2 separate regions of the Homo sapiens genome follow, and region 1 is linked to region 2. The links are chromatin contacts, found by Hi-C or POLR2A ChIA-PET in ENCODE. All regions are on one chromosome and are shown on one strand. Each heading gives the region's core, a stretch centred on a gene start or an enhancer-like site at or near the end of the contact. The rest is flanking DNA. Distances are from core to core; before and after follow the strand shown. Region 1 overlaps PDS5A (PDS5 cohesin associated factor A). Region 2 holds the start of LINC02265 (long intergenic non-protein coding RNA 2265).

Region 1 (4,988 bases), core at 2,480-4,979, 360 kb before region 2:
ACACCTGCCGAGGCCTCCCAATGTGCTAGGACTACAGGTATGAGTTACTACACCGTCAACTTCCTCTTCTGAAGGGATCATTGACTCCTTCGTACTGGAAACACTGTACCAATTATGAAGCAATTATTTTACAGCATCTAATGCTGTGGTCATTAGCATAAAAATCGTGTCTTCTCAAGAAGACACTAATCCCAGCACTTTGGGAGGCTTAAGTGGGAGGATCGTTTGATGCCTGGAGTTCAAGGCTGCAGTGAACTCCTAAAGGATCTCCTGAAGGATGGGGGCTGTGTTTTACATATTGCACATCTGCCCTACACACTAAGACATATGTACAAGGTATTTTCTGAAGGAATGAAATGCATTAGTATATTTTTTACATATTCTAGATTTCAGTAATTGACCAAGTCTGAGAACAGAAATGCCTCCAAAATTTGCATTTGGCAAAAACTATGCAAATACACACACACACACACACACACACACACACACACACACACACACACGCACGCACACATATATACATATATCTCACAATACTAAGTACTATTAATAAAGCAACAAAGACAACAAAGCATCAAAATATTTCTTTCAATTTCATTCAATTTCAACAAATTATTCTTTGGGAAAAATTCAATGACCTGTTTTTCTAATACACCAGCATAGACTACTTGATATATAATTTATTACTAATATATTTAGTCAAGGTTAGCATTACTTAATAAGACAAGGTTATTATTTCATACCTAAATTGTGTGGTGCAGAAAAATTAGATGCCACACATTTTACTAGCTTCTTCCTGAACTCCAAACCCAATTCTATTTTAAAGATCCATTCTGGCCAGGTGCAGTGACTCACACCTGTAATCCCAGCACTTTGGGAGGCCAGGGCAGGCGGATCACTTGAGGTCAGGAGTTCGAGACCAGCCTGGCCAACATGGTGAAACCCCGTTTCTACAAAAAAAAAAAAAAAAAAAATACAAAAAATACAAAAATTAGCCAGATGTGGTGGTGCGCACTTGTAATCCCAGCAACTCGGGGGGCTGAGGCATAAGAATTGCTTGAACCTGGGAGGCGGCGGTTGCAGTGAGCCGAGATCGTATCACTGCACTCCAGCCTGGGCAACAAAGCGAACCGTATCAAAAACAAACAAACAACAACAACAACAAAAAGATCCATTCTACCAGACCTAAACCATTTAACAAGCACATACTACAAAATACACTATTAGTCGGCCGGGTGTGGTGGCTCATGCCTGTAATCTCAGCACTTCAGGAGGCCGAGGCAGGTGGATCACGAGGTCAGGAGATTGAAACCATCCTGGCTAACACAGTGAAACCCCATCTCTACTAAAAAAACAAAAAAATTAGCGGGGCGTGGTGGCGGGCACCTGTAGTCCCAGCTACTCAGGAGGCTGAGGCAAGAGAATGGCGTGAACCCAGGAAGGCGGAGCTTGCAGTGAGCCGAGATCACACCACTGCAGTCCAGCCTGGGAAACAGAGTGAGACTCCGTCTCAAAAAAAAAAAAAAAAAAAAATACACTATTAATCATTATGGAAGGTTTCTAATGTAGGTAAGAAATGGTTTACTCCATTTATTTCCGCCTTCAAGATAACCCACAAACACGATTCTTAAAAATTACCTGGATACTGACTGTAACAGAACAATCATAATAGAAGTTATTTTTAGCCTCAAGGGGAATTCATAAGGTCCTAAAACATTATGAGTGGCCTTAAAGGCTGAGAGTGTGGCGGGGCACAGTGGCTCACACCTGTAATCCCAGCACTCCGGGAGGCCGAGGTGGGCGGATACCTGAGGTCAGGAGTTTCACACCAGCCTGACCAACATGGAGAAAGCCCGTCTCTACTAAAAATACAAAAACTTAGCCAGGCTTGGTGGTGCATGCCTGTAATACCAGCTACTCGGGAGGCTGAGGTAGGAGAATCGCTTGAACCTGGGAGGCGGAGGTTGCAGTGAGCCAAGATCACACCACTACACTCCAGCCCGGGCAACAACGGCGAAACTCCATCTCAAAAAAAAAAAAAAAAACAAAAAGCTGAGAGTTTGATACATGCATGGCGGGTTCAAAGGCTTTGAGACTTGGTTTTAACATAACCTCAGATGCTCTCTAATCTTTGGGTATTTGTAAGATGGAAGAATAAAACGAGTGAAGACGATATGATACAAACAAATCATTCTATATTTTGACCCTCACATAATAAATCCTCTATTCTTTTTTTCTTTACAGCTCAAACTGTTTCCATTTTATTTTCTTTACAAATTCTTAATTCTTAAAGCCTATTTGTTTATAGGAACCACTTGCAATAGTACTAATAGCTGCTAACATGTATTGTGTTCCTGCTATGCGTCAGGTACATTTCAAATAATTTGAATACACTATTAACTTATGTAATACAATGATATCTATGAGAAGCATTATTATTAATACCCCCGTTTAACAGATGAGGAAACAGGCCAAATAAGTTGTCCAAGGGCATAAAAATCTAAATGCAGGCGGCCGGGTGCAGTGGCTCACACCTGTAATCCCAGCACTTTGGAAGGCCAAGGTGGGCGGATCATGAGGTCAGGAGATCGAGACCATCCTGGCTAACATGGTGAAACCCCCGTCTCTACTAAAAATACAAAAAATTAGCCAGGCGTGGTGGCAGGCGCCTATAGTTCCAGCTACTAGGGAGGCTGAGGCAGGAGAATGGCATGAACCCGGGAAGTGGAGCTTGCAGTGAGCAGAGATCACGCCATTGCACTCCAGCCTGGGCGACAGAGCGAGACTGCCTCAAAAAAAAAAAAAAAAAAAAAAATTAAATGCAGGCAATGTAGCTAGTCACTCACTGCTTAGTACTCTTACCTATATGTTACATATAGTATAGTAGGAGGAATGCTTCCCCAAATGACTACTGAAATACACACATTATACTATAAAAACTGTACTGTATTAGTTATAACTACTAAGTGATTATGTTCCCAGGCAAACTCAAAAAGCCTACTTTGTCACAATTTAGTTAGATGAAGACTACAGTAGAAAATTTAGATGGGAGCATCTAGCAACTTAATAGATCTCTTAATCCATTAACTGAATGTCAAGTACTCTGGCTTTCCTTTTCCTTCATAAAGGTAAATCGTTTGCCTTATGCTTAAAATGATCAAACATTATGTAAGGTGTTTTTGCTCAAAAATAAAATAAAACACAGCAGTTTTTCTAAGGTTAAACGGATTAAGAGTTGAAAGAAAAAAAAGCAGGACAGGCGCAGTGGCTCACGCCTGTAATCCTAGCACTTTGGGAGGCCGTGGAGGGAGGGGGGGATCACTTGAGGTCAGGAGTTCGAGACCAGCCTGGCCAACAAGGCGAAACCTCGTCTCTACTAAAAACACAAAAATTAGCTGGGCATGGTGGCAGGTGTCTGTAATCCCATATACTTGGGAGGTTGAGGCAGGAGAATCGCTTGAACCCAGGAGGCAGAGGTTACAGTGAGCTGAGATCACATCACTGCACTCAAACCTGGGTGATGGAGTGAGACTTCATCTCAATAAAAAAAAAAAAAGAAAGAAAAAAAAAGGAAAGGAAAAGAGATTCAAGCAGACAAGCGTACATATGTGGGAAAAAGGCAGATGGAATTAATTATGGCAGGAGCAGTGAGAGTTTAGAGGAAAATCAACAGTAAGTATAGGGAAATTCCCCTACAGGCACGATGAGAAACGGGTGGTGGGAAAAAGCAGACAGTGGCAGAGAAGCAGAAGTGGGCATCGCCTTCCTATATCAGTTGCCAAAAATATTACCACCCAGAAGAACATGATGGCAGCTAGAGAAAGGGAAACAAAAAGCTGGTTCTTTGAAAACATCAACAAAACTGACGACTTTTCAGCTAGACTGACCAAGAAAAAAAGACCAAATTACTACATTCAGAATGAAAATAGACATGTTACTAATTACCTTACAGAAATAAAACCCATTGGCCAGGCGTGGTGGCTCATGCCTGTAATCCCAGAACTTTGGGAGGCCAAGACAAGCGGATCACTTGAGGTCAGGAGTTCGAGACCAGCCTGGGCAATATGGTGAAACCCTGTCTCTACTAAAAATACAAAAAATCAGTCAGGCGTGGCGGGCACCTGTAATCCTAGCTACTTGGGAGGCTGAGGCAGGAGAATCGCTTCAACCCAGGAGGTGTGGATTGCAGTGAGCCAAGATTGCACCACTGCACTCCAGCCTGGGCGTTGCAGCAAGACTTGTGTCTTGGGAAAAAGAGAAATAAATAAAACTGATCATAAAGGACTACTATAGGCTGGAAGTGGTGGCTCACATCTGTAAAACCAGCACTGTGAGGGGATGAGGTGAGGGGAATTACTTCAGGCCCATGAGTTCGAGATCAGCCTGGGCAACACAGGAAGACCCTATCTCTATTGAGAAAAAAAAATTAATTAAAATATGTTTTTTAAAAATCCTATTTCTATACACTTGGAATGAATAATCTGACAAAGAAATTAAACAAACATGACCAGGCATGGTGGTTCACGCCTGTAATCCCAGCAATTTGGGAGGGTGATGCTGGCGGACCACTTGAGGTCAAGAGCTCAAGACCAGCCTAGCTAACATTGTGAAACCCCATCTCTACTAAAAATACAAAAAATTAGCCTGGGATGGTGGCATGTGCCTGTACTCCCAGCTACTCAGGAGACTGAGGCAGATAACTTGAACCGGGAGGCGGAGGCTGCAGTGAGCCAAGATCATGCCACTGCACTCCAGTCTGGGTGAGAGAGAGACTGTCTGAAAGGGGGGAAAAAAAAGAGAGAGGAAACATGAAATAAACATGAGGGAGTAAACCTGCTTTCTAACAGTAGTGTCCAATCCTTTGGCTTCCCTGGGCCACACTGGAAGAAGAATTGTCTTGGACCACACATAAAGTACACTAACACTAATGATAGCTAATAACCTTAAAACAAACAAAAAAAATTGCACAATAGTCTCATAATGTTTTA
Region 2 (5,159 bases), core at 1-2,500:
TACGATTTAGTATTATAGCAACTTTTTTTAAAAAGCAGAAGTGCTAAGAAAAGTTAAGGAACTCAACAAAGCTTGCATCGCTAGGAAGTAAAAAGCCAGAATTTTGATTTAAATCTAATGACCTATGTTTATTCCATATTATGCAGCCTCTTGGATGCTCTAATGCTGGCCTAATCAGGAGAAAGAGGCAAATGAGATCACGGTCAAAACTGCTGGGGAAGTCAGGTGCAGTGGCTCACGCCTGTAAACCCAGCACTTTGGGAGGCTGAGGAAGGAGAATCACTTGAGCCCAGGAGGTCAAGGCTGCAGTGAGCTATGATTGCACCACTGCACTCCAGCCTGGGTGACAGCGTGAAACCCTGTCTCAAACAAACAAGCAAAAACTACCAGGATTGAAAATATCTGAGTGAGGAAGATGGTTTGTAATGGAGGCAAGCTAGCAAGAAAAGAATGTGGGGGAGGGGTTCTATACCTGCATCAGATCATCTGAGGGCCCACAGTGCAGCTCCGTGGGCTCTGAGGGATTGTGTAAGAGGCAGCTGGCAGATATGCATGGGGTGGGCTGATCTGGCAAAAAGACGAGATAAATCTGAAAAATACATTTTACAGTGCTCTTTACACTGAAGAATCTTGCAGAGTAACTGGTAGATATGATAAGGGATAGAGAAGGAATTACTGCTTAATAGCTAGCCAGACACTGGCATTAAGGTTTCTGCATATTTAAATGGGTGTGCTTTTCCCATCCCTGACAGATTCTTTTGTTTTCCCCTACGTCCTTAGGTTCCTCTTTTATACAAATGGCCTCTATGTCCATTCACACTGTTCTGCAAGATCAAAGGAGAAAATAATTCCCAAAGCAATGTTCTGGGACACTGAGGGTCATCAAACATCAAGTGAAATTTGATCAACTTGCATTTTTATGTATTATCTCTTACCTTTTGCATCTTCAGAAAGGCAGTTTATCTTTATTTTCATTTAGTGGTAAAATATTTTCTAATAGCATCAGTGAAATCCTGTTGAAAGTCAATGGCCAGCTTTTTAGACATAAGACAAATGAGAGTTCTGTTGGGCACAACAGAACTGCTAACAGGTCTTTCACTATATTTCTTTCTCTCTCAGCCATTGATGGGTGTCTGACACCTCCAAACTCCCTCTATGCTGGGCTGATTAGAAGTGGAGGAGTTGTCTAAGATGCAACTGTTTGAACTTCAGCGGTGGAAGGTTGGGCAGCTGGGCCCCAGGTGTGTGCATTCAGACTGTAGCAGGAGTGATGCCCTCTCCCCGTGGTCCATCAAGCTCTATCTATAAGATGAGTCTCAGGAGACTGAGTACCAACCTCTAGACAGGAGCAGGGAGGGATATAAAATAGAAATGTTGACAAGGCAAAGAGAATGATGCCCCCAAGGCCACTGTGGTTCTACAGACTTATGTTTGTGCTCGAGTTAGAGCAGGATGAGGTTGGAAATGAAGCTTACAGAGTTACAAGGGACGGCGGTAGTTCCAGAAAGGACAGGGTCATCTGGTTTTTGGAAGGCATCTTGGAGATTTCATCGTACGTAAGCCATCCAGAGCTAGTATGTGGGCTGCATGATGTTGGGGACTTGCTTTCCTCCTGTCTTTTTGCTCTACTGTTCTCGATACAGAACTTCTCCCTGTGAGGTCCGATGGTAGTTAGGGAGCAATGGTGCTAATAGGAGGCTTTGTTAATGAGAACAGGGATGCCTGCTAGATTTGGGGTTAGAAAGGAAAACAAAGAAATGTGATGAGGTCCTAGTGTCGTTGGCAGCTGGCAAATTCATTACATCATCAAGCTCTCTGACTTAAGTCTCTTGCCTACCTTGCGCTGGTTAAAACGAAAATGTAGCCCTCAGCGCCGCAGAAAACAATTCTCCAGGGCTGTGACCATGGGGTGCCAGGGAGGAAGTGAAACTAATTGGGCAAAGACTCTTCCTGTCTGTCCATTCCTCTGTGTGGCCCTCTGGTAGAAGCAAGGATTTATGCATGTTGGGCTAGATATGAGTGAAAAAGGGGAAACATGGTCTGAAGGAGGACTTTGGGGTCAGGAATAGTCTAAAGTTTAGCAATTTTCTTTTGCTTTAGGAATCGCTCTTTGACCTCATTTTTTTTTTCTTTTTAAGTGAAGTTTCCAAGCAGAAAAGGCAGTATTTGCCAAGTGCTACAATTCACTCTAAGCTGATTGGGTTCTGAACACGAAGGCCCTTTTTACTCTCACAATCATTTAAAAACAGTAGTAGTAAGTGGGGTGTTTTCGCACTAATTTACAGGTTCCTCATTTGTTGCTATGATGACCCCCTGAGGCCGGAATTGTTATCCTCTTACAGATGGGGCAGTTGAAGCTCAGAGAGAAGTGGCTTGACCAAGGCCCAACGGCAGGTGAGCAGCAGAGTCTAGGGTTTTATCTTTCTATCACACCTGTCACCGTGGTGCCCGGGGATGAGCAGTCACTTCAGATAAACGTTGAGGTTTCTGTTACCAGCCGTCCTCCGGGCCCAGTGTGATTAGTCTACTTTGCTCAGCTTCCTGTAGGTGTGTTGTGATACTCTGTAGATACTTTATTTCCTCTTCTCCCCTAGTTCGTCCAGAAATACAAACTGTTGAATTTCTTTATCATCATTTTAGAAGTGATAAACATTCCCAAAAGGTATGTTATTTCTGCCATGGAGTTGGCAGTCTTTATTCATGCAGAATGCATTCTGGAGTGTTTTGTTTTAGTGAAAAGAAGACATTCTTAGAAATTGAAGACAAAGAGGAGAGGAAGTGAGCCCGCAGGGGGCATGTTCCCATGGGATTGGGAGTCAGGCATCTTTAGGTATCTCTGCTCCCTTCTCCTCGGGAGAAAGCAAGGACCACTGCCTTCTAAGTCAAGCAGACCTTGGTTCAAATCCCAGCTCTGGCGAAAATTCTTGAGGAAGATATTTAACCTCTCTGAGCCTCAGTTTCCTCATCTAGAAAATGGGGAGAATAATATCACTTTCTTCATTGGGTCATTGGGGGGAATTTAATGAAGTAATGCAACATTTTTCCAAGTGTGATATACATCCTATAGGTGATAGATGATTTTCTGGTGATATAGATATTCTAATGTAATAATTATAACATACACACACCAGCACACCAAAATCATCATTTCACAGGTCTGATTGCTTAGGGTGTGGCTAGGTAAGAAGCATATATAACCCACATTAAAGACTATTTTAATACAATGTTAAATGTGTGATAGAGATGGCATCAGTGGACTAGAGAGGGGGAACGACCATCACCAGGAATCCCTGAAGGAATGTGTATGAAAGTGGGCCCTGCCCACTTTGGTTGAAGTCTTCCACCCTGGTTGACTTTGGACAAAGGAAACCAGGCAGATCCAGGTTGGATGGGAAGGCTGGCTCTCCCTGAGACCTGAAGCCAGGGGCCCTGTGAAGAGTCCCTGTTAATTTCATCTTGCGCTGCTGCCCTCTGGTGTTCACGCGCTGTTCCCAGTGTCTTGAGAGCAAGTCAAAGCCGAGCCAGTGCGATTTAGAGCGTGAGCGCGACCCTGTCTGGCCCTTCTCCCACTTCTTTGTTTCCCTGCTTTCAGGGACTTTCCGAGTCCCATCAATCCCACCACCTTGGCCTATCCTCCCCCAAGTGTCACTTCCTCCTGCAGCCTAGTCGCAACTCCCCTTCCCCCAAACTCCTTACTAATCAGCAGAGGATGCTCTGGTTCTCAGGTGTGAACAACAAATGAGCTTAGTTTACTGAGGGGACATTTGTTTTAAAAGAGAAACCAGTTTAACAAAACAAAAACTCAAGTCAGCAGGAAGTGAAGTGGCTATATTTTTGAAATGAGGGTCTTTCCTTGTCTCCCAAGCTTCCTCTACAGAATGGAACCTGCTCTTTAAGCAGGCAGCCACATCCCGGGAATGAAATCCTTCAAAGGGAATGAATTGCCTTTCTTCCCAGCCAATTCTACAAGAAACTTTCAAATAGTTTCACTTTCTGTGTTCGAACATAATACTTATAACTGAGAACCCCAAATATAAGTGGTTTTTGTTAAATCACTGGATATAATAAAGGCTGGGTGTGATGGCTCATGCCTGCAATCCCAGCACATTGGGAGGCCGAGGTGGGTGGATCACTTGAGGCCAGGAGTTCGAGACCAGCCTAGTCAACATGGTGAAAGCCCATCTCTACCAAAAATACAAAAATTAGCCAGGCCTGGTGGCAGGTACCCATAGTCCCAGCTACTCGGGAGGCTGAGGCAAGCGAATTGCTTAGGTGGAGGTTGTAGTGAGCTGAGATCGTGCCACTGCACTCCAGCCTGGGTGACAGAGCGATACTGCATCTCAAAATAATAATAATAATAATAATAATTTATTTACCTCTCATGTAAACAGAGACAACCCAAGACTGTTATGGCGGCTCCCTGATCACCAGGTTTCTTCCATCTTGTTCCATTCTCTTCAACACATGGCTTCTACCTCGTGGCCCAAAATGGCTGCTCCAGCTCCAAGCTTGGTTCAGCGTTTCAGTCACTGGTCAGGAGGAAAGGAACAGAGAAGGGTACATTCTAGTTCTTTAAAGTGCTCACTGGCCAGGTGCGGTGGCACATGCCTGTAATCTCAGCACTTTCGGAGGCCAAAGTGAGAGGATCACCAGAGGTCAGGAGTTCGAGACCAGCCTGGACAACACAGTGAAACCCCATCTGTACTAAAAATACAAAAATTAGCCAGGCATGGTAACACATACCTGCAGTCCCAGCTACTCAGGAGGCTGAGGCAGGAGAATCACTTGAACCTGGAAGACGGAGGTTGCAGTGAGCTGAGATGGCACCACTGCACCCCAGTCCCCAGCAACAAAGCGAGACTCTGTCTCAAAAAGAAAAAAAAAGAAAAAAGAAAAGAAAGAGAAGTGCTCACCACTCTCCCTTACATCCTGCTGACCAGTCCTCAGACATGAGTTCACTGTCAGGTATACTGGGGAATGAGGCAGAGCAACCATGGGCCTTGGTAACATTTGACATTTTATTACTGAAGAATTAGAGAATGGATTTTGGAGACAATCAGCAATCTCCTCTATAAGCCGATGGCTGGCGTTGTGAAAGATGTTCAGACCCAAGAAGGATCAGATCCCAGAACTAAAAAGAAGCTCTAGCATTTCCCTCC

Evidence for each region. Hi-C counts contacts between places; a loop is a spot of excess contacts on that map. ChIA-PET counts read pairs that join two places held with the same protein, here RNA polymerase II (POLR2A). Pooled maps may share reads with other maps.
Region 1: a loop to region 2 is called in a pooled map, with 2.2 times the contacts of the local background. The contact joins the enhancer-like site here to the promoter of LINC02265 in region 2. A Hi-C loop is called at or near these places in 2 of 50 pooled maps. POLR2A ChIA-PET finds 5 or more read pairs at or near these places in 4 of 52 experiments (A549, CD8-positive, alpha-beta memory T cell, PC-9 and 1 more).

What each region holds. Positions count from the first base shown.
Region 1 is chr4:39,942,667-39,947,654 of GRCh38, forward strand. All of the region lies in intron 2 of PDS5A (PDS5 cohesin associated factor A), which reads right to left. Among named protein-coding and RNA genes, the nearest start is that of PDS5A, 33 kb to the right of the region's middle. Within about 2 kb of position 3,730, at least 6 of the 41 ENCODE cell types and tissues checked have a DNase peak (open chromatin) inside an H3K27ac peak, as active enhancers do.
Region 2 is chr4:40,305,935-40,311,093 of GRCh38, forward strand. LINC02265 (long intergenic non-protein coding RNA 2265) reads left to right here and starts at 1,251. Exons shown (of 4, transcript NR_121641.1): 1 at 1,251-1,552; 2 at 2,343-2,394. RefSeq lists enhancers at 1,671-1,720, 2,291-2,420, 3,425-4,063, 3,994-5,159, 4,064-4,702 and a silencer at 3,358-3,652.